Linked DNA regions of Homo sapiens: regions 1, 2 and 4 are each linked to region 3. A link is an interaction called in ENCODE POLR2A ChIA-PET data of the cell type or tissue named here. Cell type or tissue: MCF 10A. All regions are shown on one strand. Links, peaks and the distances in the headings refer to the core of each region. The heading gives the core; the rest is flanking DNA. Region 1 holds the start of LOC124903855 (a long non-coding RNA gene). Region 2 overlaps FBLIM1 (filamin binding LIM protein 1). Region 3 overlaps SPEN-AS1 (SPEN antisense RNA 1). Region 4 overlaps SPEN (spen family transcriptional repressor).

Region 1 (7,316 bases), core at 791-5,790, 120 kb before region 3:
CAGAGTGGATTTCACGGCCCAAACAGAAACCTGGCTTACTCAGCAGTCTGTGGTGCTTTGGGACTGCAAGACAGATGCAATGGGTTGTGCTTTCTGGGGCCAGCCCTTCCAAATCCCACCCGCAGGAGCCTTGGCGGCTCTCTTAGCTCCTCTGACCCTCGCTGCCACGCTGGGCCTCAAGGCAGCCCTGGTGAGCATGGCCGGGAGTGTGGTTGGGAGCAACCCAGCCTTGGCCAGCACACTCTGTGCCATGACTGGATCAAGTCTGGCAACTGAACCTCACTTTTTTCTTATTAAAATTTTTGAAAAATGGCTGGGTGCAGTAGCACACGCCTGTAATCCCAGCACTTTAGAAGGCCAAGGTAGGCAGATTGCTTGAGCCCAGGAGTTTGAGACCAGCCTGGGCAACATGGTGAAATCCTGCTTCTACAAAAAAAAAAAAATACATTTTTTTAAATAATTGGAATGTTTTCATGTAAATGTATATGAAATATACACATTTAGTTTAAGTAATAAATCCAGGGGACTCCAAGTAAAGAAAGAGAACTCTTCTAGGATCTCAGAAGTCCCCTGCTTACCCTCCCCCATCCAGAGAGAACCGTCATCCTGAACCTTTGGCTGAATCACTTCCTTTTCTTCCTGGTTTTACCGTCCGTCTCAGTTATCTCCTGCTGCACAGCACAGCACCCCAAAACCCAGTGGCATAAGTCATCGGTGAGTCAGTCTTTCTTAGTTGGATGGGTGGACAGGCAGTCGCTTGCTCCCCGAGGTGTTGGTTGAGGCCGTGCGTGCAGCAGCGCACAGCTGGGCTGGGAGGTCCAGGAAAGTGTGTCCCTCGCCACAGAGCATTGGTGCTGTCAGTGGCCTCTCTGCTCTTCTCCATGTGCCCTCTCCCCAGAGCCCCTCCATGTGTCTCCCACTCACACGGGAGCTTGGACTTTCCTCCAGCTCGGTGACTGGATTCCCAGGAGCCACAGCAGAATCTTCCAGGCTTCTTTAGGTTTAGGTCTGGAATTGGCACAGTCCCAGCATCCTGATGTCAGAGTCGTCTCTGGGCCATCCAGATTCCGACAGGAGGGAAACAGACACCGTCTCTCCATGGGAGGCGTGGTGGGCCCTGGCAGGGGAGGAATGGCTGGCCATCCTGAGAGGGGCTCTGCATCATCCGCGTCCGTTCCGCCGTGTCGGTTCTGCCGCGTCTGTTCCGCTGTGTCAGTGTGCCTGTCCGGACTCACACTGCAGGTGTCCTCAGTGCCTCACTTTTTTGTTCCCCAGTGAATTCCTCGTGAGGGAGCCCAGGGCTCTGTGTCCACCTAAGCTTTTGGTCATCAGGACAGCATCCCAGCTCTGACACCTGAGGTGAGGGAGAAAAACTGAGTGACTAGAGGTGTTGGGAAAAGGTGCCCGATTGCAGCTAAGACTTTGTGAGTGGGGGTCAGGTCAGTCTGCATCTAAAATGAGGACTCTGGGCTGCTGGGCTCTGTGGTCTCGTTCTGTTGGCATTTTCTATGGTTCTAAGGTTTTAGGATCTTCCTTAGAAGTTGCTTTAACTAGTGCACATATTTATCGCCCATCACGCAAGGTGAAGACAAGACCACAGACCTTGACACTTGTGCTTGAGCGATGGGCACCGTATTCCAAGGGTGGGGTGGGGCAGGCTGCCTGGTGGGAACAGTATTTCTTCACCCTGTGTTCCCGCACATCTGGGGGCGATGGGGAGCAGCTGGCTGTTGATCTGATTACTGTGGTTAACGTCTCCCCAGACAGCACCTCCTAGCACGTACTTAGGAGGGGATATGTTCCTAGGACCTGCACACCCCTTCGCTCCCAAACCCTTTTCCTATGTCCCTCCAAGCCTGGCCGTCCTGCTGGGTTCCTGTCGCTGAGGAATAGATAAGAGGGGAACTAGGATACAGGCTGGTGATCCCTCCAGAGCAGTTCACGTGGGTTGGAGGTGGGGGACTGCCTAGTTCTAGCTCAGCCCCTCAGAGGGAAGGACCCAGCCGGCCATGCCTCCGTCTCGCCACGGGCCTTGAGAGAGGGGCTGTTAAAGCTTCCCGGCTGGGGAACAGCCTGGGGGACCCTGAGCTCCACTTGCCCTGTGAGGGTGGGGCTTCGGTTGTAAAGTCCACAGTGACACAGTTCTGCGGGTAACACCATTTAGCACTTAGTCCGCCCCCTCCTGGCCCCCTCGAGCTGCTCTTGCACCCCTGGGAGGCCAGTCCCAGATTGTACTGGTAAGCGCATTTCAGCTGCTGCTGATCTCTCTGTGGGTACAGGGCCCCTCCCTCCCTCCCTCTCTCCCTTCCTTCCTTCCTTCTTCTCTCTCCTTTCCTTCCCTTACTTTGCCCATCTTCACTTCTTCCTCCCCCCTTCTTATCATTTCTCCTGTTTTCTTCCCTTTTGGTGCGTTTCTCTGCTGGGGCAGCCTCAGAGGATTATAGACGCCTCTGTTTCTCCTCCTAACACCCGTGTGTGGGAGGAGCCCACTTCTGGGCGGGCATCTTGCATTGGAAAAGTGCAGTCAGCACGGTGGAAAATGTTGCTCATGGGCACACAGCTGCTCTCTTGGCGGGTGGTGGTATGTGGGGGGCTGGGCCACCACCCACCCTGTCCTTGGGGCCTTTACTATTTTATTATCTAGCGAATGTGTCTTATCTAATCTATCTAGCTTACCCATCCATCCATCCATCCAGTCCCAGGACAGCTGTATGGCTGGGCGGGGCTGCGCTTGCCAGGAAGCCCCAGGGCACATGGCCACAGGGAGGCTCATCCCAGCCTTGGGCCCACACAAGGGGATTGATCCTGTCCCTCCCCTTGGCTAGGAGTCTCCTCACATGTCTCTTCCCGGCAAGTCAGATGGTTTTCCTGCTAGAGGGTTCTTTGTACCTCTGGGGGTTCAGCTGATGCTCCCCAGGTTGTTTTAGCACCTGGGTGGCTCAAGTTTCGGGTTGGCTCCTGGGGAAGGTGAGGAAGCCAGGCACACAGCCTGGAGAGAAGGGTTGGGCCTCACTTGCAAGTTCCAGATGGGCTGCTTCTGAAGCCAGTTGAGGATTTTGCCCTGTGTGGGCCCTGGTATTCCCCTCTTCTGCACTTGGGGCTCCTGGGTATGTAGGGGGTGACTAGCAATTGAGGCCCAGGGCTTGCCACCCACACACCTGTGTGCTCACGTGACCTTTTCCACAGCCAGGAGAAGACAGCTCTAGGGTTGCCGTGGCCTGGGCCCACCTCGCCCCTGCCTTTGGTTCCTTCTGCACCCACCTTGCCCTTTGTGCCCTTCAGGTCTTGATCCACAAGCTGGACATTGGTGCCTCCCCATGTCCAGTGCATAGGAGCAGCGCAGCCACGATTCTCCCTTGCGTTCCTTCAGGTCACAGATAGGAACCTGCTGCTTCCAGGGACTGAGGACAGGAGAGAAAGGCCTCTGTGCTTTGCTCCAGGTGGCCGTGTGCTGCTGCCAGCCACTTGGTGCACTTGGTGCGGGGCCAGCTGCCCCAGGGCCTTACCTCCTGATTTCGGGGCTGGCCCTGGCTCTCCAGTGCTTACACTTAGGGCTCTAGCCACAGCCATTTAGGAATGTCATTGAGAGAGCCAAAGCCTGCGCGGGGATGTGTAGGGGGAGGGAACAGCTGTTTCTGGGCCTCTGGCAGCAGCAGCAACGCTGAACTTGTGGCTCGGAGGCTGGTGCGCTGTGGCTCATGCCTGTTGCCACTGCCATGCTCCCCGTTATTTGTTGCGTCACTTCCCCCCGCTCAGCAGATACCCCCACTTGTGAAAAGTTTCCAGACATCACGTGGTGGGAGGCCTTGGCGCCCTTCAAGGCCGACCTGTGCTGGTGTGAGGGGCGTGGCTTCCTCCGGACTCATCACAGCCCGACAGCCATGCATGGCCACAGCAGCTTCAGAGCTGCGGCAGTGATTCACCCCCCAAGATGCTGATGTCACAGGGGAGTGCCTGAGCCGGGGCAGAGCTGCCGAAACTGGGGGCGGAGAGCCCCAAAGTGTCCCTCTCACCTGCCCAGAAGCCGGGGAGCCAGCCCCGTGCAGACTCAGGCCTCAGAGAAGAGGAGGAGTAGGCAGAGAACTCACTACCCCTTAGCAGATCCTGGGCCAGGGCGTGACAGCCGTGCCCAGTTGAATCTGTCTAATGTGGCCCCAGACAGTGGGTGTTGATTTTTCTCTTCAAACATTCTGAAATGGGTTCTTTCTAGAAAAGAGGGCCCGCTTATTTTCCCTAGACAATTGCTGATGTTGACGCCCACTCTGGGTGGTGTTGGGGCGGGAGGGAGAGCTGTTTTAGATAGTTACTTAGTCACGGCTTGTGCGGTTCAAGACTGCTCGGCACTGGGCCATGGAATTTTCCTGAGCATTTTCACTTGTGGGATTTCCAGGCATTAAGTGAGGCCCTTGACAGAGAAGTTGTGGCCAGGTCAGCAGCTCTTGGGGTCAGGATCAAAGTTGTTTCTCCTGGGATGGCCACCAGGACACAGGTTTCTGGAGTCAGAAGACTCCGCAACTCTAGGTAGTTCCCATGAATCAGAAAGAGAGGGAGAGCTAGGCTTTGTCGGGGGATGGGGTACGTGCAGAGCCTGAGAGGGGCCGAGTTCTGCAACACTGGCTGATGAAACACCGTCTTGTCTTCACCTGTCCATGAGAGAATGAGAAAATAGGAAAGTTTTCTTAAAGACCAACATGTCCAATTGAAACATCTGTCCTTTATTCTGAGATTGTCATGCATTCTTTTTGTAACAAATGTTAAAGTGACCATGTCGTTTCATTTTTGAAATGATGACACATTTCAGTGTTCTGTATTTGTTCCCTTTTTTGGCTTTTTCATGTTATTATCAGGCTGAATACGGAGGCGGCTGCCTCGTGTTGGTGCCCCAGTGCTTTTTGGTTTGGGCCACTTTTCCTGGACAGTAAACCCAGGAATACAGGAGCCACCAGTTGGTTGAGTTTGGCTTGCAGGGGGTATCTGGACTGAACTGCCCTTTTGTGGCAGAAATGCCCTCACTTGTTTTAATTCTGTCTTCTCCATGGTGCTCGCCTGGGACTTTAGGAGTGACTGTTGAGCGTGTCTGACGTCCTTTCTCCGTGCTAACCCCAACGCCCTTTGGCTTTCTTCAGCCATGGACTTTCCCCAGCACAGCCAGCATGTCTTGGAACAGCTGAACCAGCAGCGGCAGCTGGGGCTTCTCTGTGACTGCACCTTTGTGGTGGACGGTGTTCACTTTAAGGCTCATAAAGCAGTGCTGGCGGCCTGCAGCGAGTACTTCAAGATGCTCTTCGTGGACCAGAAGGACGTGGTGCACCTGGACATCAGTAACGCGGCAGGTACCCCGTCAGGGCTGGGGCTGAGCTTGCTGATAGCCAGAAGCTATGGCCGGCCCTGTGCCATGCTAGGCCCTCCAGGGGCAGCACCTGCAGGCTGTGGGATGCAACAGGCCTCCCGCACAGGCTTCAGGCCATGAGCAATTCAGTACTAAGTTCCTCCCACCTTTTGGGGGCCTGTTTTGATTGGTAGTGGAGTGGTAAGGGGAGAACGGGCAGGAAGGGCTCATGATGAGCTCTAGGCCGCAGTGAACACAGGAAAGGCCTCATTGGGAGGGGCAGAGAGTAGGCAGGCTCTATGCCCTCTGGCCCCTTTCCGTGGCAGAGTCAGTCCTGAAGCATCTACCCCAGTGCTAACTAGAAGCGTGGGGAGAGGTGATGGGGAAGGCCTAGGGGCTGGGAGCAGTGTCAGGAAGACCTTGGGGTTGTGGAAGGAACTGGTCCTGGATTCAGACTCCCAACCCAGACTGACGTGACATGCCATGAGAAGGTATTATTCTCCCATTTTATAGATGTGGAAACTGAGACCCAAAGAGGTCAGTGACTGGCCTGGAGGTCAGTCAGATAGAGAGTTGGTAGCAGAGCCCTGATGAAAGTCAGGTTGGAGTGTCCTCCACTGGTGAAGTGTAGCGGCCAAATAAGAGGGTGTGGAGGGCAGGTGTTCACAACATCCGTCCTCAATGCAGGGTGGGCATTCACACCTCTGTCCTCATCCAGGGCAGGCATTCACACTCTGTCCTCCCTGCAGGATGGGCATTTATACCCCCGTCCTCTGTGCAGGGTGCATATTCACACCTCCTTTTCTCCATGCATGGGCGGCATTCACAGCCCATCCTCCTCCATGCAGGGCGGACAGTTGCACCTTCTGTTCCCTGTGCAGTGTGGGCATTCACACCTCCTGTCCTCTGTGCAGGGTGGGCGTTCACACCTTTTGTTCTCTGTGCAGGGCAGGCATTCAGACCCTCAGCGAGCACTTCTTTTCAAGGGCTGTTGGTAGTGCTGAGATCCCCCAGGTTACCTGCCTCCTCTCCACAGAGGAGATGGGGCGATGCAGGCTTGCCACTCAGCTGTTCCTAAATCCCTGCGTCCTGCTGCTGAGTGGAGTGGTGGGGCAGGCTGCCGGTGCCGGATCTTGAGGTGGGTCTGTGACAGCTGTCCTGTCCTTGGTAGGCCTGGGGCAGGTGCTGGAGTTTATGTACACGGCCAAGCTGAGCCTGAGCCCTGAGAACGTGGATGATGTGCTGGCCGTGGCCACTTTCCTCCAAATGCAGGACATCATCACGGCCTGCCATGCCCTCAAGTCACTTGCTGAGCCGGCTACCAGCCCTGGGGGAAATGCGGAGGCCTTGGCCACAGAAGGTAGGTTATTGGCAGCTGCTCCCAAGCAGATGGCCAGAGACCTTGGCTTTTGATGTGGGCTCTGCCTCTGACTTTCTGGGTCTCAGTTTCCTCATCTGGCCCTGCCTCGGTTGTGGGTGCTGGCAAGGGTTAGCCTCAGGTCTGAGGGTGGCCTCTCTGCCTGCCTTTCCCCTACAGAGCACCCGGGAGCCGTGCCTGGTTCAGTGCCTTTGCACACGGGCAGGCTCCTAAACCCTCCTGCGGGTCTGTTCTCCTGAGCCCCTCCTTCCACTTCCCTTAGCTGCTAAGATAAAAGCCCTCAGATGCCCACTATGGGCCAGGTGCCTTGCTGTAGACTTCCAGAGGCTGCGTTCCTCCCTTTCCTAGTGCTGACCTCTGATCAGCTCCCTTAGTGCACACATGGGGTCTGCATGTCCCACACAAGCAGGAACCATCACTGTTGTATTCCCAGTGCCCAGCCATCAGCCTGGCATGGAGTGGGTGCCCTGTGAATAATTTGGTGAATGAACAAATCAGCAAACCACTACTTAGAGGTACCCTAGGGAGGACGAGGAAGACCTAGCAAGTTCTGGGCCACCTCACACCTCCAGATGGCGGGCACTTGATGGGAAACGGCAGGTCTGCCCT
Region 2 (7,316 bases), core at 900-5,899, 68 kb after region 3:
CTTTGGCAGGATACATGAGAGCTCAATGACAGAGGACACCCATCTGGAAGGAAACCGGGTGGTAGGGGGATGGGGCAGGTTGCAGGCTTCTCACTGTGTCCCCACTCATGCTGTTTATTTTGCACTGTGTGAGGGCATTAGGTGTTCAGAAAATAAAATAGTGAGAAAAAATTCAAGACATTTTTGCTATCATAGCAAACTGCAGACTAACATTTTAAATAGAATTTAGGTATAAAGGGAAAAAGGCTAAAGCAATACAAATTAAATGGATGCCGAACTACAAAGCCCATCATTGTTAACATGAGCTGGGGTGGGGATGGGAAGAGGGGTCCTCACTCTCTTGGTTTCTACCTGGAAGCCCATGCTGGCCCCATGAGATCACCCCAGTATCCTCTCAGCCCTGTGCACCTACCTGTGGATGCCCCTTTCTCAACAGGTTCTGCCGGGGGAGGTGGCAGCTCTTCCTCCATGGGCCTGAGGGGACCGGGCTGGACTGAAGGTCCCTCCGCTGGGGCCTGTGGGGATGCAGACGGGGAGTCATCCAGTGGGACCCCATGCAGCCCTCCCAGCTCTGTTCCTCATCTGGGTGGTAACAGGTACAATTAGCCGCATTGTACCGAGAAGGAAACCAAGGCCCAGGGAAGCAAGGGACCTGCGTAAGTCTCTCAGCAGGAAGGTCACAGTGGCAGCTGACTGGGGTCCCTCAATCAGCCACTGCTCCTTGTCCTACTTAGAAGGACTCTCCTGCAACCAGGCTTCCCCATGGATGCTGGACTGAAGTGGACTAAGCCCTTGGCCTGTGACGCCCCCCATTTCTACACAGCCTCTGTTAAGGGCCCAGGGTTAAAAAACAGGTTCCTGGCCAGGTGCAGTGGCTCAAACCTGTAATTCCAGCACTTTGGGAGGCCGAGCCATGCGGATCACGTGAGGTAAGTAGTCTGAGACCAGCCTGACCAACATGGTGAAACCCTGTCTCTATAAAAGCACAATAAATTAGCCAGGCATGGTGTGGGTGCCTGTAATCCCAGATACTCAGGAGACTATGGCAGGAGAATCGCTTGAACCTGGGAGGTGGAGGCTACAGTGAGCCAAGATCATGCCATTGCACTCCAGCCTGGGTGACAGAGCGAGACTCCATCTCAAAAACAAACAAACAAACAAAAATCCAGGTTTCCTATGCAGCCTAAGGGATTTAGGTCGGACTCAGGGAAACGTCTTCCTCAGAGCTGAAGGAGGTGTCTGCGGCAGGTGCAGCAGCGAGGCAGTGGCATCCCTCTCCAGGGACCCTGAAACACTTAACCAATTTTTACCTGCCTAAATAGGGACTTCTGAGAGCTTCAAAGAGGGACTGCCCCCGAGCAGAAGAATGCACCAGACAAAGTCCAGGTTTAGAACCCCTGAATGCCCAGAAGGCCCAGACTCCCCGTGCCCCAACCAAGGGGACCAAGGGATTGCTGGGGGTCGGGGGGCAGGCAGTACCTGTGGTGGGGGCGGGGGCGGGGACAGGTGCAGCTGCTCTAAGTCTGCAATGAGTGAGGCCCCCATTGGAGCAGGAGCCTCCTCTTCAGAAGGCAGAAGCACTGGAGGGGGCGGTGGAGGGGGTGGGAGGAGGTCCAGGTCAGGAAGCACGTCCTCACCATCCAGGACAGGAGGAGGGGGTGGGCATCCTGCAATGGGGGAGGAGAGAGGGCTGGTCAGAGCCTCCCAGGTGGACCTGGGAGGGTTTTACTTACCTACATGGCCATACAGAGGGAAGCTGAGGGCCCCGGTCGGGATCACCCCGGCCTGGGTTCCATGTCTAACTCTGCCACTGATTTGCTGTGTGTCCTTAGGCAAGAAACTTAATCTCAGGCCAGGCACGGTGGCTCATGCCTATAATCTCAGCACTTTGGGAGGCCGAGGTAGGCAGTTCGCTTGAACCCAGAAGTTCAAGAGCAGCCTGGGCAACATAGTGAGACCTCAACTCTACTAAAAATTAAAAAAAATGTAGCCAGGCATGGCAGCACAAGCCTGTAGTCCTAGCTACTTGGGAGGCTGACGTGGAAGGATCACTTAAGCCCAAGAGGTTGAGGCTGCAGTGAGCTTAGATCACATTACTGCACTCCAGCCTGGGTGACAGAGCCAGAACCTGTCTCAAAAAAAAAAAAAAAAGCCGGGTGCAGTGGCTCACACCTGTAATCCCAGCACTTTGGGGGACTGAGGCAGGCAGATCACCTGAGGTTGGAAGTTTGAGACCAGCCTGACCAACATGGAGAAACCCCATCTCTACGAAAAACACAAAATTAGCTGGGCGTGGTGGGCATGCCTGTAATCCCAGCTACTTAGGAGGCTGAGGCAGGATATTCACTTGAACCCAGGAGGCGGAGGTTGCAGTGAGCTGAGATTGCGCCACTGCACTCCAGCCCGGGCAACAAAAGCAAAACTCCATCTAAAAAAAAAAAAATTAGGCTGGGCGCGGTGGCTCACGCCTGTAATCCCAGCACTTTGGGAGGCTGAGGCGGGCAGATCACCTGAGGTCAGGAATTTGAGACCAGCCTGGCAACCCTGGTGAAACCCTGTCTCTACTAAAAATACAAAAATCAGCTGGGTGTGATGGTGGGCGCCTGTAATCCTAGCTACTTGGGAGGCTGAGGCAGGAGAACTGCTTGAACCTGGGGAGCAGAGGTTGCAGTGAGCCGAGATCGCACCACTGCACTCCTGCTTGGGTGACAGAGCGAGACTTCGTCTCAAAATATACACACACACACACATACACACACACACACAAATTAGCTGGGCCTGGTGGTGAGAGCTTGTGGTCCCAGCTCCTTGGGAGGCTGAGGTGGGAGGATTGCTTGAGCCAGGGAGGTTGAGGCTACAGTGAGCCGTGATCACACCACTGCACTGCACTGCACTGCAGCTTGGGTGACAGAATAAGACCCTGTCTCGAAAAAAAAAAATGCAAATTCTCAGGCTCCACGGCAGATCTGCTGAATCAGAGATACTTGGGGTGGGAGCCTGCGGCTGTGCTGGAATGGACCCAGTGACTGTGTTGGTACAGGCCCGGGTGATGCTGCTGCTGACTCAGCGGAAGTGAGAGAAAGAGGCTCCGATGAGCTCACGGAGTCAGGAACCAGGTCTTGGAGAGGCAGTAAGAGTGCTGTGGCCTCTCCCAGTGCCTGCCTCCCGGTGCAGGGCCCATAGGCTATGATGGGCGGGCAGGAATTCAAGAGAGAAGCAGGGGGACCCGAGGCCACAGGGCAGGTGGGCAGAAAGGGGGTCCTGGACCCGCTCGAGGATGACTCTGAGAGGACAAGTACTAAGCAGATGGCAGATGGCAGCCTTCGGTGTAGACGGCTTCAAGCAGCTGGCAGCATCCCCAGGGCCCGGGGCCAGCCTTTGTGTCCTGCAGTCAGACCAGGCGCATGACCAAGCTGGTCACCTAAAACTTATCTCACTTCAGGGAGACTGAACCCCAAGATCCCCGTGCTCTGCTTGAGGGTATTAAATTGGCAGACGAAACGGCCAGCCAGCCATGCTGACCAGTGACAGGACAGCCCTTCCCAGGCAAGTTTGATCTTGTTCCCACACTCCCAAGATCCTCTTCCCATAATCCCAATAACCCATGAAAATGTCCCGGAAATTCTGACATCTAGCCTCTATTTCCCGGGCTCCCTTGCCCACCCAGAAGGGGCACATCTTTTTGTTTCCCGTTGATGTGTGAATTTTGTCAGGATGAATAATGAATGAATGAATGACGCTGGAGCCTGCCCTTTCCTCCCCACCTCTGCCTCTGACGTGGTCTTCCCCAAAGTCCCCTCAGCTCTTACCTCCATTGAAGAGCTGCATAGGTGCAGCCGGCACTGTGGCTGCAGCTCTGCCAGGGGTTGTCCAGGGGCTGGGCCTCCCCGCCAAGCCAGCCTCGGGTGTCTTCATGGGGGCAGGAGCCTCCCAGGGGCGGCCACGCCGGGCCTCACAAACTGCCTGCCTCACTTCCTCCGCCACGGCCACATCGCGGCGCGGGGGTGCCAGGGTGATAAAGACAGACGATGCCACCCTCTTCTCAGGCTTTGAGGCCATGGCTTCAGCTCCTGGTGTGGCTAGGGACAGAGTGGGGTACAGCACAGGATTGCCACCCAGACACACAGCCACCCTCCCCCGAGAGGAGAGAGCCTCCCTCCTCCCAAAAAGACAGGCCAGCCACCCTACCATCTCAACAACTCAGTCCAGCACCCAGCCCAGCCAGAGAAGGGGTGGGGGTGTCCTGCTGGGGAAGACAGGACCCACCAGGGAACTTGGCCACAGGGGTGAGACCCAAAAGTCCTGACTGCCCCTCCCCCGAACCTGCACACCTAGGGGAGCAAAGGGCAGCCCTCACCAATGATCACTCTTCCTTGTCTCACACCCGCGAGGAAGGAACAGATGCTTCAGCTCCCAGCCCCAGCAGGGCTGACTTCCGTTCCCAGTCTGGAGTCCCGCCTGCCTGCTGGGCCACACCCCAAGTGACCTCCCTCACCTGGGATCAGATTCTCCTAGAAGGGCTGAAGTCCTGGAGGTTCAGGCCAGCTCTGCTTTGGGAGGGAAAGAGAACAGATCAGGATCTGCCAGGGCGTCAGGGCTAGGCTCCGGCGGCAGAGTGGGCAGGGCACAGTGAGAGCTGCCCTCACCAAGACCGGCTCTGCCCTGAGCATGTTATACTCATTAACTCATAAACACTCACACGTTATGCTCATTAACTCATAAACACTCACAAGGTGGCTGCAGGGCAGGCACTATCATCACCCACCTAACACATCAAGAAATCGAGACTCAGAGAGAAGTCACCTGTCCAGGGTCACACGGTGGTGAGGTGGCACTGGAACCCAGAGCCCATGCTCTTGGCCACTTTGCTCTGCTCTGACCTTTCTCAGCCCTGCACATGAGCCAGCACCCTCCTTGCTTGCTTTCTAGTGCCAGACTCTCTCACTCCACCCAATCTCCAAAACCTGGGTCCTGGTTCAGGCCTGGGCAGTGGGCAGGGGGCAAGGGGAGAGATGGGGAGGCTCCATGGCCTCTGGTCTCACCTCCTAACCCTGATCTTTCTAGAGCATCAATCTCTTTCTCCTTTACTCAAAAACCTTCCATGGGCCGGGCATGGTGGCTCACAGCTGTAATCCCAGCATTTTGGGAGGCCGAGGCAGGTGGATCACTTGAGGCCAGGAGTTTGAGACCACCCTGCCAACATGGTGAAACCCCATCTCTACTAAAAATACAAAAATTAGCCATGCGTGGTGGTGGGCACCTGTAATCCCAGCTACTTGGGAGGGTGAGGCAGGAGAATCGCTTGAACCTGGGAGGCCGAGGTTGTGGTGAGCCAAGATTGCACCACTGCCCTCCAGTCTGGGCAACAGAGCGAGACTCTGTCTTTTTTTATTTATTTTTATTTTTTGAGACGGAATCTTGCTCTGTTGCCCAGGCCGGAGTGCAGTGGCACGATCTTGGCTCACTGCAAGCTCCACTTCCCAGGTTCACGCCATTCTCCTGCCTCAGCCTCCCGAGTAGCTGGGACTACAGGTGCCCGCCACCACGCCCGGCTAATTTTGTTTTTGTATTTTTAGTAGTGATGGGGTTTCACCATGTTAACCAGGATGGTCTTGATCTCCTGACCTCGTGATCCGCCCACCTCAGCCTCCCAAAGTGCTGGGATTACAGGCGTGAGCCATCGCACCCCGGTGAGACTCTGTCCCAGCACTTTGGGAGGCAGAGGCAGGTGGATCACCTGAGGTCTGGAGTTCGAGACCAGCCTGGCCAACATGGTAAAACCCCATCTCTACTAAAAATACAAAAATTAGCTGGGTGTGCTGGCGGGCGCCTGTAATCCCAGCTACTTGGGAGGCTGAGGCAGGAGAATCACTTGAACCCGTGGGAGTGGAGGTTGCAGTGAGGTGAGATGGCACCATTGCACTCTAGCCTGGGCAACAAGAGCGAAACTCTGTCTAAAAAAAAAAAAAGAAAAAAAGTATGGCTCTCCACCACCTCAGGATGAAGTCCAACTGCGGCAGCCTCAGCCTCTTTGAGCCCCTGGACCACTCGCCCTTCCTATGTCCTCTCTCTTGCCTTGCAGTGTTTCTTCTATGGTTTTCCTGTCCTGCCCCCACAGGGTGAATTTCAGCTTTCTCTTAGAGGCCCAGCTCAAACATCACCTCTTCCACAAGGCACCCCCCGATTCCTGGCCCTCTCCAGGGGCAGTTTCCTGCTGCCAAGGGTGGACGAAAGCGATGATAGCCCCAGGGCAGGACAGGCTGGCTCACAAGCTCACTATCAATGCGTCTGACCGGTGTCTGCATTCTTTGTGTGCCTAGAGGATATCAGAGCGCAGGCATCAAAACCCAGATCTGGCCACCCGATGGCTCACGCCTGTAATCACAGCACTTTGGGAGGTAGGCGATCACTTGAGGTCAGGAGTTCAAGACCATCCTGGCCAACATGGTGAAACACTGTCTCTACTAAAAATACAAAAATTTGGCCTGGCGTGGAGGCTTATGCCTGTAATCTTAGCATTTTTGGAGGGCAAGGTGGTTGGATCACGAGGTAAGGAGTTCAAGACCAGCCTGGCCAAGATGGTGAAACCCTGTCTCTACTAAAAATACAAAAATTAGCTGGGCATGGTGGCAGACGCCTGTTATCTCAGCTACTCGGGAGGCTGAGACAGAGAATTGCTTGAACCCGGGAGGCGGAGGTTGCAGTAAGCCGAGATTGCACCACCACACTCCAGCCTGGGCAACAGAGCAAGAGTCTGTCTCAAAAAAAAAAAAAAAAAAAAACAAATTAGCCAGAAATGGTGGCATGCACCTGTAGTCCCCAGCTACTTAGGAGGCTGAGGCAGGAGAATCGCTTGAATCCTGGGAGGCGAGGTTGCAGTGAGCTGAGATTGTGCCACTGCACTCCAGCCGAGGTGACAGAGTGAAACTCTGTCTCGAAAAAAAAAAAAAGAAAAGCATAAATCAGAGAGCATGGTGGCACCCTGATACCCTGATGTCAGGAAAAGGACATTATTTCCCATCTCTCAGGTAGTTCCTGCTGACAGTAGTCCCTGTGGCCAAGGCTGAGGTGGGGCCATGGGTGGGAAAGCTGGGAGTCCAGTGAGCACATCAGTCCTCAGCAGGCACCCAATGCCTGTGCCCAGGGCTAAAAATGTCCCCTTTTCTATCTCGCTCTTCAGGCTTCCCTCCTTATCTCAAAGTGCACTGGCCACTTTGGGTTCACAGCGACTGATGGATGATAATAAAAACAATAACACGTGCTCCTAAATTCCCTTAAGTTGTTTGGCTAAAATACATAGCTCAGTCTGACAATAA
Region 3 (7,316 bases), core at 1,443-6,442:
ACCGTAGGAACGCCGATTTTAAAGACTCTATTAAGCATAAATTATGTTAAGACAGAATCTATAACAAATTCTACGAATTCAAGAGACAGTTAACCTGGTCATTTCCAAGCCTCAAATTACAGCCTTGTCAGAATTCTATTGCTTGCTGGTACTTCAACACCCTCTAGATAAGTTTCATATACTGAGTTCCTAGGAGGACTCTGACACCAACTCACAGTTCCCACCGGGCAATGAGCTCGCCCTTTGTTAGGGGCCACGGAGCGGCTCCGCCCAGCGCGCTGCCCCGGCCCGACCCCGGGCTGGCGCGGTCAGTGGTGCACGCGCACCCGCCCCAAGTCAGCACCTTCCGAGAGCCATAGGGTCGTCGCGCGGCTCACCCCGCGATTGCGGCGTCCACGCTGGCCTCTAAGAGCCCCCGATGTGCTTTCTTCTCGAAAAAGCTCCCTTTTTAAAGCCTTGCACCTACAGGGACTCGGGGGTGCGTCACAAGACAATACGTCTAGGGAGGCGGCTAGGCGGGAGGCAATTCGTCTAGGGAGACCGCGCAGGCGGGAGGCAGAGGCAAGCCGCCCGGGTTCCCCGAATTTTGCACGCGGGGGAAGTTCATTACACAAGAGGGTTTTTTTTCGTTTTGGTTTGGCTTTTTGTATTTTGAAGAACCCATAACCCTGGTAATAATTTCCACCACACCCCTAAAGGACAAGAATGAGGGGAGGCACTGAACGAAGAGGAAGTGCGGTCCACTATGGTTACCACCGCCCAGCTCAATTCGGCAGAGGGAGAAGCAGCTGCGGCCTAGGCCCTCTGCACCCACGCACCGAGGCCGAGGCCAGGGCCCGCCCCGCCGGCCTGAGTGGAGGACTGTGGCGGGCACTAGGAGCCCCACCCCGTTCCAATGAAAATGACACCTTTTAAAACCATTTTGATTTTTTTTTTTTTTTTAAAGGCCGGGCGTGGCGGCTCACACCTGTAATCTCAGCACTTTGGAAGGCCCTGGCGGAAGGATCTCTTGACGTCAGGACTTCCAAAACAGTTGGGCAACACAGCAAGACCCCGTTCCCAGGCTGGGGGCAAAGCCGGGCTCGGTGGCTCACGCCTGTAATTCCAGCACTTTGGGAGGCCGAGGTGGGCGGATCACCTGAGCTCAGGAGTTCGAGACCAGCCTGACCAACATGGTGAAACCCATCTCTACTAAACATACAAAAATTACCCGAGCGTATTGGCGGGCGCCTGTAGTCCCAGCTACATGGGAGGCTGAGGCAGGAGAATCGCTTGAACCCGGGAGGCGAAGGTTGCAGTGAGCCGAGACTGCGCCACTGCACTACAGCCTGGATGACAAGAGACTCCCGTCTCAAAAAAAAAAAAAAAAAGACACCTTTCTTTGGGCTTAGTGAGCAAACATTCTACGCAGTGCCTAATATAAGCCGGCCCAGGCACCACCCAAGCCTTCGGCCAGGACTGTTTTCCCGTTTCGAGAAGGCTCCATCACACTCCACACGGGATCCAGTCAACAGCCGTTCCAAACATGGCGCGGGAAGGGGTGGAAGACAAGCCAGCGCGACGCCGTCCAGCCTCATCCCCGGGGCACAAAGGGGAGACTAATCTCCAGGAAACTCGGGGTACAGAATCGATAACCCCACAAGAAACTAGTTTCCGCGAGTGGGCCTTAAGGAAAAAGTAGGTCGGGCACAAGCGAGCTGTTCAGACGCACTTCACAGCAAAGACTCGCGGACAACACAGCGAGACGAAAACGGCCCCGTGCGCAGGCGCGCGGAAACACGACTAGCGCGCTTCGGGACGACCCCTCCCCCTTCCCTCAAAGGCCAAGGAAGTGGCTCCGACGCGCTTGCGCGAGGACGGAATGTTGAGGGGAGGGGGAATTCTTTCCCTTCATTGTCAGAGAGAACCGCCCCCGCACGGCGAGCGCGCGCGCGCTCACGCACCACTCTCACACTCCGGCGCGCCAAAGGCTTTCCGCTTGGCGTCTCGCGCATGCGCGGAGGGGGAAGCAGTGGCGAAATTGGATGCTTTTTGCTGAGTTTCTCAGAGAAGTTTCTGGAAAGATGGAGCCAAAGGGACGCTGGGGGGTGGGGAGCGCCAGGAAGCAAGCGTTTGAAAGAAAGCGAAAAAACCCAAGCGCACCGCGACACCTCCAACCTTCAAGCCACGGCCCAAGCAGAGCCCAAGGCCACTGAGACCCTCACGCCAGAGAAAAAGCACAGGGACCGCGGCAGCCGCTCCTCCCTCTGCCACTGCTCAGCCCCCGAGACTCCCCAGCACGGGGAGAGGGCAGGGGGTAGCCATGAGAAACCTAGAGCGCTCACTGGACTTTTGCGAGGTGGAAGGAAAGCCGAAACCCGCCCTTTGGAGCCGCCTGTGCGCACGGGCCCCGTCGAGTGGGCTCAGTACGTTAGGACTCAGCGTGGCCGCCAAAGCATTGGTTGGGGGCGTCTTTCACTAATTTTTCCTAGGTTTTCTCTTCTATCGGGCTCTGTGGTCCTTTCACCACCCATCTTCACTTTGGTGGCCTGACGCTAACGCTGCGAGTTGGGGAAACCGTAGTAACCCCGGGCCTGAGGGGCGTCCCGGGCGGCGGTGCTCCGTTTCTTCCAGCGGTTGCCCCTTTAAGAAAAAGCCCCCCGGAGAGGGGCCCGTGTGGCTGAGTAAAGGTGGCGTGCGCCCGCACAAAGGCGCCGCGTTGTTGGCGGGCTCCGGACCCTGTTGCCCCTGGGCGGGGCGGCGTGGGAAGACCGGGGCGCCTGGGCGGGGAGAACGACGTTGGCGCTAGCGGGGCAGGGCAGGGGGAGGGAGTCACGGGATTTAGCAGGTGCTTCTCCGCGACCGAGCGACTGCCATTTTGTGGTGCGGCCGCCGCCATTTCGCGCGGCCGAGGGGCGGGGTGTGGGCGGAGCGGCGGGCGCGCCCGGGCTGTCCCTCGGGGCGGCGGGCTAACGCGGCCGCTTTGTTCTTCGCTTCTCGGCTCGAGGCCCCAGTCTCGACCGCCGACCGCCTCGGAACCGGGCTGCATCCGAGCTGCCACGCGGCGTGTGAACCTTGAAGCGCGGCCGGGGAATCCGCAAGGCGCCGACTCTCTTCCTCCTTGCAAGCCCTTCGAAAGTGAGATTTCTCACCCCACCCTTGCAGGGTGGAGAGAACACGTTTCAAAAAGGGGATGCCTAGAACTCAGCCGTGGGAAGTGCCTGTCTAAAGCCTTGTGCTGGTGCCAGTAGCAAACCCGTGCGCGTGCTCGGCTTTGAGCGATCATGGAGCTCTGCAAATAGCTCAACTGCAGAGCGTGCCCCTTAGAGCTCCTGTGCTGCTGGGAGGCCTCATAAAGGTGCCAAAACCAGGTGTCCCCAGCGGTTGGCCTCTTTAAAAAGAAAAAAAAAAAAAGGCGGAGTGGGATGTCCTTGACGTGCTGAAAGACGGAGTAGAATGAGACGTTGGTTTTCATTGGCTGGCCATTAAGCACGCACTGCGCAACTGTTTTCCAGATACGGGTTTATAGCCCATTATTTATATCGGAGCCATAAACTTGAACAATAGATTGGAATATCTTATTTTTGCCTGTTGAGAATATCTCCCATTTAACTTCTTTTGAAAGTTCAGATGAGTATATAAATAATACATTGACCCAGTAGAATCTATTGTGTGCGTTCCAGCGTCATTTCAAAGAGCTATTGTTTTTCTGATTTCAAAAGAAATATTTAAATGTGAGTCTTTGTGTTTTAATGTTAACCTTGTGGTTCGAAATCAACAAAGCCAGGAAATTCAAGAGAACTGCTGCTAAATTTGTCTTCTTCCTTTGCTTTCGTACAAGGTTTTTTTGTTTAATTTTTTTTAAGTTTTTCTTCACAGCGTGAGTACATAGAAGAGCCAGCCCTTTATATTCTTACTATGTATAATTATAGGGAGTTATTTCAGTAACAGGAGGTAAAGCTCATAATGATAGGATGAAAAGGTAAAAGAACATCTGTTGAAGGAATCGATCAGGATTTGATGGCTTCCAGATGAAAGAAATATCTGAGAAGAGGCTTTTGGATTCCAAATAATTTAGTTTCATTATGACCAAAAGCACTGCATAGAGCTTTAAATTTTTATACCGTATCTTTTGACATCAACTATCCTTTTTTTTTTTTTTTTTTTAAGACAAGGTCTCTGTTTTTTGCAGTAACGAAATCACAGCTCACTGCAGCCTCGACCTCCCTGGACTCAGGTTATCCTCCCACCTCAGCCTCCTGAATAGCTGAGAATAGGCGCGAATCACCACGCTGGGCTTTTTTTTTTTTTTTTTTTTTTTTTTTTGAAGGAGGCTCGCTCTGTCACCCAGGCTTGAGTGCAGTGGATCTTGGCTCACTGCAACTTCCGCCTCGGGGAGTAGCTGGGACTACAGGCACGCCTCAGCACGCCCGGCGAATTTTTGTATTTTTAGTAGAGATGGGGTTTCACCATGTTGGCCAGCATGGTCTCCATCTCCTGACCAAGTGATCCGTCCGCCTCGACCTCCCAAAGTGCTGGGATTTCAGGCATAAGCCACCGTGCCTGGCGCTGGGCTAAGTTAACCTTTTGTAGTGACGGTTTCACCATGTTGCCCCGGCTGGTCTTGAGCGTCTAGGCTCAAGAGATCCTCTCAAAGTGTTGAGCTTACAGGCGTGAGTCACCGCGCCTGGCCTATCCTTCCTTTTGGCGGTGAGAGCTTACAGAATTTTTTTTTAAATGCTGTGTTTTTTTTCTTTTTTGTCTGCACAATGAAAATGAAATAGTGTAAAACTATTAGTTTTAGTGGAAATTTGGAATCTGTTACAGTAGCCTGATAACTCAGGTAAATTATTATGGCTCTAATTAGCTGGGCAGTTTAGATTCGAAGAATGATTGCCCAGCACTTGAACAGACTAGAAGGGTCTGTTTAAACACTCCTAATTCCTGGGGTTCATTTTTATTTATAAAACACATACTTTGGGCCAGGCGCAGTGGCTCACGCCTGTAATCCCAGCCCTTTGGGAAGCCAAGGCGGGCGGATCACGAGGTCAGGAGATCGAGCCCATCCTGGCTAACACGGTGAAACCCTGTCTCTACTAAAAAAAAAAATACAAAAATTAGCCGGGCTTGGGGGCGGGCGCCTGTAGTCCCAGCTACTCGGGAGGCTGAGGCAGGAGAATGGCATGAACCCCGGGAGGCGGTGCTTGCAGTGAGCCGAGATCGTGCCACTGCACTCCAGCCTGGGCGACAGAGCCCAAAACAGATGCTTTATACCTTTAACCATTACATTTAACACAGAAAGCACATACTTTTATTGTACAAAAAATGGCGTTGATTTGTATTTTCTTAAAGAGTGGGTGGTGGCTGGGCGCGGTGGCTCACGACTGTAATCCCAGCACTTTGGGAGGCCGAGGCAGGCGGATCACCTGAGGTCAGGAGTTGGAGACCAGCCTCAACATGGAGAAACCCGTCTCTACTAAAAATAGAAAATTAGCCAGGCGTGGTGGTGCATGCCTGTAATCCCAGCTACTCCGGAGCCTGAGGCAGGAGAATTTCTTGACCCTGGGAGGCAGAGGTTGCGGTAAGCCGAGGTCGCGCCATTGTACTCCAGTCTGGGCAAGAAGAGCGAAACTCTTGTCTCAAAAAAAAAAAAAAAAAAAAGAGTGGGTGGTGTTTGCACAGTTAACATCTCCCTTATGACCAATGGCGTACATTTGCAAAACAGTTAAACAGAAATCCAGAGCTAACCTCCTCCCCCATCCTCATATCGACCTTAAGACTTTTTCCAGCTTCCTAAACCGAAAAAACCCAAACACTGTTGGAACTAGTGAACTTTAAATATGCAGAGAACCATGTTCAAATAAACAGATTTTGAATCACCACAATTTCATGATCTGCCCTAGAGGTGAAAAGGCCTTTGTTTATGTAGTCCTGTATCTCATTTGTGTTTGTCAAGCTAGACCAGACTAGTGAATTCCAGAATTGCCAATTCATTGTTCATGTAGTTTTTCTTTCTTACTCTAAAACTGAGGTGTCTGAATTAATTTGTACCACATTTGTGTTCCCTAAAAGAGGGTAGATGTTAACCAAAACTTTGATTACACCCAGATTCTTAAGACAGTCAAGGCAGTATAGAAATGGTGTGGGCTGGGCTGGGTGCAGTGGCTCAACGCCTGTAATCCCAGCACTTTGGGAGGCCGAGGCAGGCAGATCTCGAGGTCAGAGATCGAGACCATCCTGGCTAACACGGTGAAACCCCGTCTCTACTAAAAATTAAAAAAAAAAATTAGCCGGGTGTGGTGGTGGGCGCCTGTAGTCCCAGCTACTCGGGAGGCTAAGGCAGGAGAATGGCGTGAACCTGGGAGCCGGAGCTTGCAGTGAGCCGAGATCGTGCCACTGCACTCCAGCCTGGGCGACAGAGCGAGACTCTGTCTCAAAAAAAAAAAAAAAAAAAAAAGTAAATGGTGTGGACTAGGCCCCTTTTGCCCATGCCTTTGGATTTGTTCTTTTTTTTTTTTTTTTTAATCCATTGTTCAAGGAAAGAACAGCTTCTCAAGGCAAATTCTGGAATAGAAGAGAATTTAAAACAGCAATAACTTTTTCCTAGTAAAGATAAATGAGGTTCTTTAGAGACTTTAGTAATATGGGAAGTCCTTCAAAATATTTTTGGCTGCAGTTAGCACTCCCACACGGTGTAATAATTTTTTCTCCTTTGAGGCAAAACGTTCAGAGAGTTGGTTATAAAATGCTTCCCTGTACTTCAGAAGTATTGGAGTTCAAGGAACAAATCCTTGCAGCAACAGTATACTTAGAAAAATAGAAACATGGCCAGGCACGCTGGCACATGCCTGTAATCCCGGCACTTTGGGAGGCCGAGGCGGGCAGATCACGAAGTCAGGAAATCCAGACCAGTCTGACCAACATGGTGAAACCCCGTCTCTACTAAAAAACATAAAAATTAGTCAGGCGTGCTGGCACGCGCCTATAGTCCCGGAGGCTGAGGCAGGAGAATCGCTTGAACCAGGGAGGGCGGAGATTGCAGTGAACCAAGATGATGCCACTGCACTCCAGCCTGGGCGACAGAGCGAGACGCCGTCTCAAAAGAAGAAGAAAAATAGAAACACATCTATAAAAGTAAACAAAGCCCCTGAGACATCCAACATTTGTTTGTCCTGCCAGAGTACAAAATGGTCATCCCCAAAGCAAAATTCTATCCTGACAAGTGTGCAGATTATATGAAACCTGTAGATTTATCATGTTGGCATCATGGTATAGTGGCCTAGTTAGACAATATATCAAAAAGACTCTGAAAACTCAGGATTTTAATTTACTTGTTT
Region 4 (7,316 bases), core at 1,597-6,596, 52 kb before region 3:
TCCATACCAAATGAAAGTTTTTAGAGGATGAGTGAAATTCTTAGAAACGAACTCTGCAAAGACATTTTTAAAGCTATTTCACTTACTGTTTTGTCTACCTGGACATAGGAAGTTTATTTATAGTACAAAGTGGATTTGGAAAGATGTTCTATAGGCCGGGTGCGGTGGCTCATGCCTGTAATCCCAGCACTTTGGGAGGCCGAGGCGGGTGGATCACCTGAGGTTGGGAGTTCGAGACCAGCCTGGCCAGCATGGTGAAACCCCAACTCTACTGAAAAATACAGAAATTAGCTGGGCATGGTGGCAGGCACGTGTAATCCCAGCTACTTGGGAAACTGAGGCAGAAGAATCACTTGAACCCGGGAGATGGAGATTGTAGTGAGCCAAGATGGCGCCATTGCTCTTCAGCCTGGGCAACAGAGTGAGACTCCATCTCAAATAATGGGGAAAAAAAAAAGGTGTTCTATAGAGATATCATAATTTCTAGCACCAGTAAACTCCAGTAGCATATAACTTAATGAATAACTAATAAGTAAGTAAATGACCAGAGAGTGCTCTTTCCATTTTCTCACACAGGAATGGACAGCAAGACTACCCTTTGAAGCCAATTCAGTTTGTACTCTAAGACACAGATTGATAGAGGGGTGCTTGTATAAAGAATAAAACCTCAGCTAATTCTGAACTCCAGGAAATGCTAATGTTGGCCAGGCACGGTGGCTCATGCCTGTAATCCCAGCACTTTGGGAGGTTGAGGTGGGCAGATCACTGGAGGTCAGGAGTTTGACACCGGTCTGACCAACATGGTGAAACCCCATCTCTACTAAAAATACTAAAATTAGTTGGGCGTGGTGGCACATGCCTGCAATCCCAGCTACTCAGGAGGCTGAGGCAGGAGAACTGCTTGAACCTGGGAGGCGGAGGTTGCAGCAAGGCGAAATCAAGCCATTGCACTCCAGCCTGCGTGATAAAAGCAAAAAACCCCGTCTCAAAAAAAAAAAAAAAAGAAAAGAAAAGAAAGAAAGAAAATGCTAATGTTTATTTTAAAATGAGAATTCCTACATTTTCCTTAATTTCTGGACACGCATGATTCCTTGTTTGGGGCAAGGTAAATTTGTGCCTTGGCTTCTAAGAATGACCATAGAGAACTTCCAAGTACAAACACCCCAAAAGAGATATAAGGAAAGAACAAGATCACCTAAACTGCAATGAGTAAAGTTTTACCATAAGTAAAAATGATTGGCCGGGCGCAGTGGTTCATGCCTGTAATCCCAGCACTTTGGGAGGCCGAGGCAGGTGGATCACCTAAGGTCAGGAGTTCAAGACCAGCCAACCAACATGGCAAAACCCTGTCTCTACTAAAAATACAAAATTAGCTGGGCATGGTGGCGCATGTCTGTAATCCAGCTATTCCGAAGACTGAGGCAGGAGAATCACTTGAACCCAGAAGGTGGAGGTCGCGGTGAGCCGAGATCGCGCCATTGTACTCCAGCCTGGGCAGCAAGAGCAAAACACTGTCTCAAAAAAAAAAAGAGTTTACATACTTTGGCTGGGTGTGGTAGCTCATGCCTATAATCCCAGCACTTTGGGAGGCAAAGCTGGGCGGATCACCTGAGGTCAGGAGTTCGAGACCAGCCTGACCAATATGGCGAAACCCTGTCTCTACTAAAAATACAAAAATTAGCCAGGCGTGGTGACGTGTGCCTGTAATCCCAGCTACTAGGGAGGCTAAGGCAGGAGAACCACTTGAACCTGGGAGGTGGAGGCTGCAGTGAACCGAGATCATGCTACTGCACTTCCGCCTGGGCAACAGAGCAAGACTCTTGCCTCAAAAAAAATAATAAAATTAAAAAAAAAAAAGAGTTTACATAGTTTGCTTCCAAGTCAAACAAATACAATTTGACATGGCAGTTTTTATTTTTAAATTTGTTGTTTTCAGGAGGCTGAGACAAGAGAATCGCTTGAACCCAGGAGGTGGAGGTTGCAGTGAGCTGAGACAGCACCACTGCACTCCAGCCTGGGTGACAGAGTGAGACCCCGTCTCAAAAAAAAAGACAAATAAATAAAATAAAATAAAATTTGTTATTTAAAACTTTAATCTGCGTAATTACTTGTTATTATTTTTAATTTTGGGGTTTTTATTGAGACGGAGTGTCCCTCGGTCACCCAAGCTGGAGTGCAGTGGTGCAATCTTGGCTCACTGCAACCTCTGCCTCCAGGGCTCAAGCGATTCTCCTGCCTCCGCCTCCCGAGCAGCTGGGATTATAGGCGTCCACCATACCACCATGCCCAGTTAATTTTTGTATTTTTTTCGTAGAGACTGGTTTCACCATGTTGGCCAGGTTGGTCTCGAACTCCTGACCTCAAGTGATCCACCCGCCTCAGCCTCCCAAACTGCTGGGATTACAGGTGTGAGCCACCGTACCTGAAGGACTTGTTTTTTTTTTTTTAAGAGATGAGGTCTTGCTATGTCTCAAACACCAGGCCTCCCACATCAACTTCCAGAGAAGCTACAGGAACATACCATCAGACCAGGCTTGACTTTCTGATTTTTAGCAACATTAAAAATTTTTTTCGGCCAGGCACAGTGGCTCACGCCTGTAATCCCAGCACTTTGGGAGGCTGAGGCAGGCAGATCATGAGGTCAGGAGATCAAGACCAGAAGATCGAGACCATCCTGGCTAACATGGTGAAACCCAGTCTCTACTAAAAATACAAAAAATTAGCTGGGCGTGGTGGCGGGCGCTTGTGGTCCCAAGCTACTCGGGAGACTGAGGCAGGACAATGGCGTGAACCCGGGAGGCGGAGCTTGCAGTGAGCTGAGATCGTGCCACTGCACTCCAGCCTGGGTGACAGAGCAAGACTCCGTCTCAAAAAAAAAAAAAAAAAAAAAATTCAGGCCAGGCACAGCTCACACCTGTAATCCCAGCACTTTGGGAGGCAAAGGCAAGCGGATAGCTTGAGCCTAGGAGTTCAAGACCAGCCTGGACAACACAGTGAGACTCCATCTCTACAAAAAATACAAAAATTAGCCCAGCGTGGTGGTGTGTGGCTGTAATCCCAGCTACTTGGGAGGCTCAGGTGCAATGATAGCTTGAGCCCAGGAAGTCAAGGCTGCAAATGTGCAAATTACCACTGCACTCCAGCCTGGGCGACAGAGCAAGAACCTATCTCAAAAATCAACCAATCAATCATCCAGAGTAAATTAAAACCCACAAGACATCATGTCATGTCACAACTTTGCCACCAAAACCTATTTTAATTCCTTCCACCTAAGAAACCAAAATAAAAAACCTCAGTACAACCTAATTGGTAAGAATGAGAAGGGGTGAGAGGGACAGTTCTTTATTTCAAATGGACTAACCTAACTAAAAGCAACGCTCCTGGGGACTTTGGTAATAAACTCCTTGTCACCAAATGCTGACCATGTTGTGATGTGGCCAAGCACTGGCAGTGCAGAAGCAGTTTTACAGAAGCCGTAGCTTCTAAAAGGTAGAAGACTAAAAGTTACCATTAAAGCAAGGGTTAATAACAGAAAGATGTATTAAAAATAGAGTTTGTACCAGCTTGCAGTCGGGCGTTCACCCTGGCTAGATCTGAAATCCTCCTCTCCAGGAACACTAAGGCACAGCCGTCCTGCCCCTCCCACCGCCTGGCCCAGTCACCACGCAGCAGCCGGGTCCCTGCGCCCCGCCCCTGGACTGAGGGCTGTGGAGAAACTCTGGCAAAACAAGGAAGCCTCCGGGAGGTGGCAAGCAGCCAACTCAAACTGGATGGTTCCAGTTTAGGCTGGTTCGAGTCACAAACAACAGTTCCTATTTTCCCCCACAATATTCAGACGCAGGGGCTGCCCAGATGAGCGCTTCTCATCTGCTTCCAGAGCTAAGGCTACCTGGTTCTCATTCCTCTGCAGTCGAGCATCCTAACTAAAAGCAAGGTTCCCACTTCAGCAATATGGGTCAGCCCAGTACTTGTTTCCAAAATGGAATGCCTATTCTGTACAAGACCCTGCAGCTGACAACACCTACACATCTAAAACAAAAACAAAAAAACAAAACTTTACTAAAATGCTGTATTTGACCAAAAAAGGAAATCCAGAAAGGAAACAGACCTATTTACAGGTATCCATTATGAGAGCTATGCCTACCAGAACAATTAAGTAAGTACTCTTCCATTTCCATATTTAGCACAAAAAAGGCTTGGTTGGCTAATATGACCCCCTAAAACAGAAGGTTGTGTGTTGCTTATTGCACAATAACAAACGATGCAAGCAATACAGGAGCCAAAAAAAATAATGTGTTTCCAAACTGTGGGCTCTTCAGTGACCTCTGCAGTTTGTCTGCCACTGATGGGAAAAAAAGGGTTTTTTTGGTGTATTTCTTGTCCAAAGCACACACTGCTGAACATTTATTCCATGCTGCTAAACAGTACCAAAATAGCATTAAGCAGGGAACAAGCAAATGCTTATTCTTTTGTAAAGTATTTAAGAGAGCCGCTCAAAATGAGGCACGACCTAATGTTTCTCAAGTATTACAGACACTAATATGCCTGCTGTTCTTTTTCTTCCCTAACCCTTCCAAGTAGGTAACTTTTTAAAGAATTTAGATACACATATTTTAAGGAAAGAGCATACTTAATCATACACAGTCAATAAAACCATTAATTGGCTCTTACAGGAGTCCATCACAAAGAATAATTATAAACGTCAAGATAGAAACTCCACGTACACTTCCTCTTGTATGCTTAAAAAGAAACTTCATGTAACAGTTGGAAAGGTCCAAAGCAATGAATATGTTTTAATCATAACACTAATTTTCAGCAAGAAATTCTCCCTTTTGAAACCTCTAGACGATCTAAAAAAGTAATAACGAAGCAGAACAAACTAATTAAAATCAAAGAATGGGCTGGGCGTGGTGGCTCATGCCTGGGCAACAGAGCGAGACTCCATCTCAAAAAAAAAATAAAGAATCACAAAGCTACAAAACAAAATTATATCTACCACTGAATCCAGAAATTATTTGCCTATTCATTATTATAGGTAACTTTGGATAATAAATCAGACAAATTTGTTTCTATGATCATCACCGAAAAATGATCACTAATTATTAATTTGTTTAATACTTTAAAACACTGACTTTTAGGCCAGGCTCAGTGGCTCATGCCTGAAATCCCAGCACTTTGGGAGGCGGAGGCAGGTGGATCACTTGAGGCCAGGAATTTGAAACTAGCCTGGGTGGTCAACATGGCGAAAACCCATCTTTATTAAAAAATACAAAAATTAGCTGGTGGCACAACCTGTAATCCACCTACTAGGGAGGCTAAGGCAGGAGAATCGCTTGAACCTGGGAGGCAGAGGTTGCAGTCAGTTTAGATTGCACCACTGCACTCTAGCCCGGTGACGAAGTAAGACTCTGCCTTTAAAAAAAAAAAAGAAAGAAAAAGAAAAACAAAAGGAAAAGGAAAAGGAAAGGAATTGACTTTTACTTCATATATATTTTAAAACTGCTGCTATGTCTGGCAGTTCCCAGCACATGCCACGTATCATAAGAAACTGTACAGCCAGGTAATAAAATTAGCATTCCTTCTCCCAATTGACACCTGAATGCACATACCTGTTTTTAAAAAAAGAGAGAGAGAAATGGAAGGTACATTGTCACTTTGATACATACAATGCCACCATTCTTAATGGTTTTCCTCACCTTTATAGCCTCATCCACATTCTTTCACAAGACTACAAAAATGACAGCATTTTTGAAAAATTTTCTACTTGAACTTGGAAGAAAATAATTTCTCCTAACTAAAATAAGTTAACTGCAAAATCTCCTCAAGAAAAGACAAAAGGATATGTGAGTAAAATTCCCCCTCTAGGAAAGAAACTATAATATCTAAATTGTTCATGATTTGCAGATTTGGTCTTTACAGAAAAAAAATGCTTCTTATTAGACTGCAGACTTTCATGCTTTTTTAAGTTAAAAGGGTCATATTCCTTTTTATTACCTTATATCTGTTGTTAAAATCCAGAATTCATTAAATATTCTAATTACTGTTAACCCATAAAACAAGCCGAGCGCTGTGGCTCATGCCTGTAATCCCAGCACTTTGGGAGGCCAAAGCGGGCAGATCACAAGGTCAGGAGATCGAGACCATCCTGGCTAACATGATGAAACCCCCATCTCTACTAAAAATACAAAAAATTATCCGGGCGGGGTGGCGGGCGCCTGTAGGCCCAGCTACTCGGGAGGCTGAGGCAAGAAAATGGCGTGAACCCAGGAGGCGGAGCTTGCAGTGAGTCGAGATCACACCACTGCACTCCAGCCTGGGCGACAGAACAAGACTCTGTCTCAAAAAAAAAAAAAAAAAAAAGAATCTTAAATTGTCTAACATTAGGAAAAAAAGTAATAGGGTTATAGATAACTTTTGATATACTTTACTCAGCATATGTAATTAAAAAAAAATATACAGACAGGTTGTGCAAAGAATACCATCAGTAATAAGAAATACTTTCATTTCCCTTTCAATTAAAAAGTAAATTGTTTTAGGCCGGGCACAGTGGCTCACACATGTAATCCATTTAGCCAAAAAATTAGCCAGATGTGGTGGCGCATGCCTATAGTCCCAGCTACTCAGGAGGCTGAGGCGTGAGAGTTGCTCCACCCGGGAGGTGGAGGTTGCAGTGAGGCGAGATCACACCACTGCACTCTAGCCTGGGCAACAACACAAGACTCTGTCTCAAAAAAAAAGAAAAAAAGTACATCGTTCTAATGCAAAGCTAACACACTGGAGAAGAGAGAGACATAAGACTTTCCATATCTTAACATGGCAGAAGAGCTGAAAAGTTTGGTTACTTGAAGTTCTTCTATATGCTTTCCTTGTTACTTTAAGCAAACACCACAAAGGGTTTCACATGTCTGCTTCCCCGCCCAGGAACTGTGTGTGTGTCTTTCTTTCCCCCATTCCTGTTCCCAAGCTTCTCCCTTATATCTTCTAGCTTATGACAATGCAAAGTAAATTTTAATAATGTAACAACTATATAATGAAAATGTGAGAAATACATTTTTTAAAAATCAGCTCATTCTAATTTTTAAAATCTATTTAAGAAGAAAGCTTGCTCTAAAATTCCAATCTCTGGTGGGTGCAGTGACCCTGTCACCCATTGCCTCCTTTCCCCTCTCTCTTCTGGGAAGAAGGGGGTTTCCTGCTGAGGAGGGAAGGGAAACTTCATCCTAGCCCCATGACTCAGACTTGGTTGGACCCTGGGGGAACCAAGAGCCCCAGGGGGGCTGTGGCCTGTGATGCTGCCAAGCAGAGCCATGAGGGCC

Evidence for each region. ChIA-PET counts read pairs that join two places held together with the same protein. Peaks named below come from ENCODE experiments on the same cell type or tissue, not always from the same donor. Only the 100,000 strongest peaks of a DNase experiment are listed, where the experiment ranks them.
Region 1: POLR2A ChIA-PET joins it to region 3 with 17 read pairs; 26 of 35 experiments call an interaction of 5 or more read pairs at or near these places.
Region 2: POLR2A ChIA-PET joins it to region 3 with 15 read pairs; 12 of 35 experiments call an interaction of 5 or more read pairs at or near these places.
Region 4: POLR2A ChIA-PET joins it to region 3 with 37 read pairs; 27 of 35 experiments call an interaction of 5 or more read pairs at or near these places.

Annotation. Positions count from the first base shown.
Region 1 is chr1:15,946,308-15,953,623 of GRCh38, reverse strand. ZBTB17 (zinc finger and BTB domain containing 17) reads left to right here. Exons shown (of 16, transcript NM_003443.3): 3 at 5,127-5,333; 4 at 6,501-6,689. The coding sequence starts at 5,129. It overlaps LOC124903855 (a long non-coding RNA gene), which reads right to left and starts at 3,693. Exons shown (of 3, transcript XR_007065486.1): 1 at 3,262-3,693; 2 at 579-1,354; 3 at 1-63. RefSeq lists enhancers at 29-1,228, 2,472-2,521, 2,941-3,728, 4,220-4,389, 4,990-5,099. In MCF 10A, for the core only: no CTCF peak of the experiment used is centred there; DNase peaks (open chromatin) are centred at 1,023, 3,863 and 4,343.
Region 2 is chr1:15,761,727-15,769,042 of GRCh38, reverse strand. It overlaps FBLIM1 (filamin binding LIM protein 1), which reads right to left. Exons shown (of 9, transcript NM_017556.4): 2 at 4,358-4,547; 3 at 3,810-4,079; 4 at 1,480-1,667; 5 at 413-515. The coding sequence starts at 4,059. Among named protein-coding and RNA genes, the nearest start is that of FBLIM1, 6.6 kb to the right of the region's middle. In MCF 10A, for the core only: no CTCF peak of the experiment used is centred there; DNase peaks (open chromatin) are centred at 3,062 and 4,492.
Region 3 is chr1:15,830,537-15,837,852 of GRCh38, reverse strand. It overlaps SPEN-AS1 (SPEN antisense RNA 1), which reads left to right. Exons shown (of 2, transcript NR_024279.1): 2 at 947-3,638. Among named protein-coding and RNA genes, the nearest start is that of SPEN, 14 kb to the left of the region's middle. RefSeq lists silencers at 215-284, 305-599, 2,755-2,984 and enhancers at 1,685-1,734, 1,965-2,014, 2,205-2,314, 1,880-2,865. In MCF 10A, for the core only: no CTCF peak of the experiment used is centred there; DNase peaks (open chromatin) are centred at 1,902, 2,912, 3,432, 4,362 and 1 weaker place.
Region 4 is chr1:15,882,852-15,890,167 of GRCh38, reverse strand. All of the region lies in intron 3 of SPEN (spen family transcriptional repressor), which reads right to left. Among named protein-coding and RNA genes, the nearest start is that of SPEN-AS1, 38 kb to the right of the region's middle. In MCF 10A, for the core only: a CTCF peak has its summit at 4,396; DNase peaks (open chromatin) are centred at 3,707 and 4,257.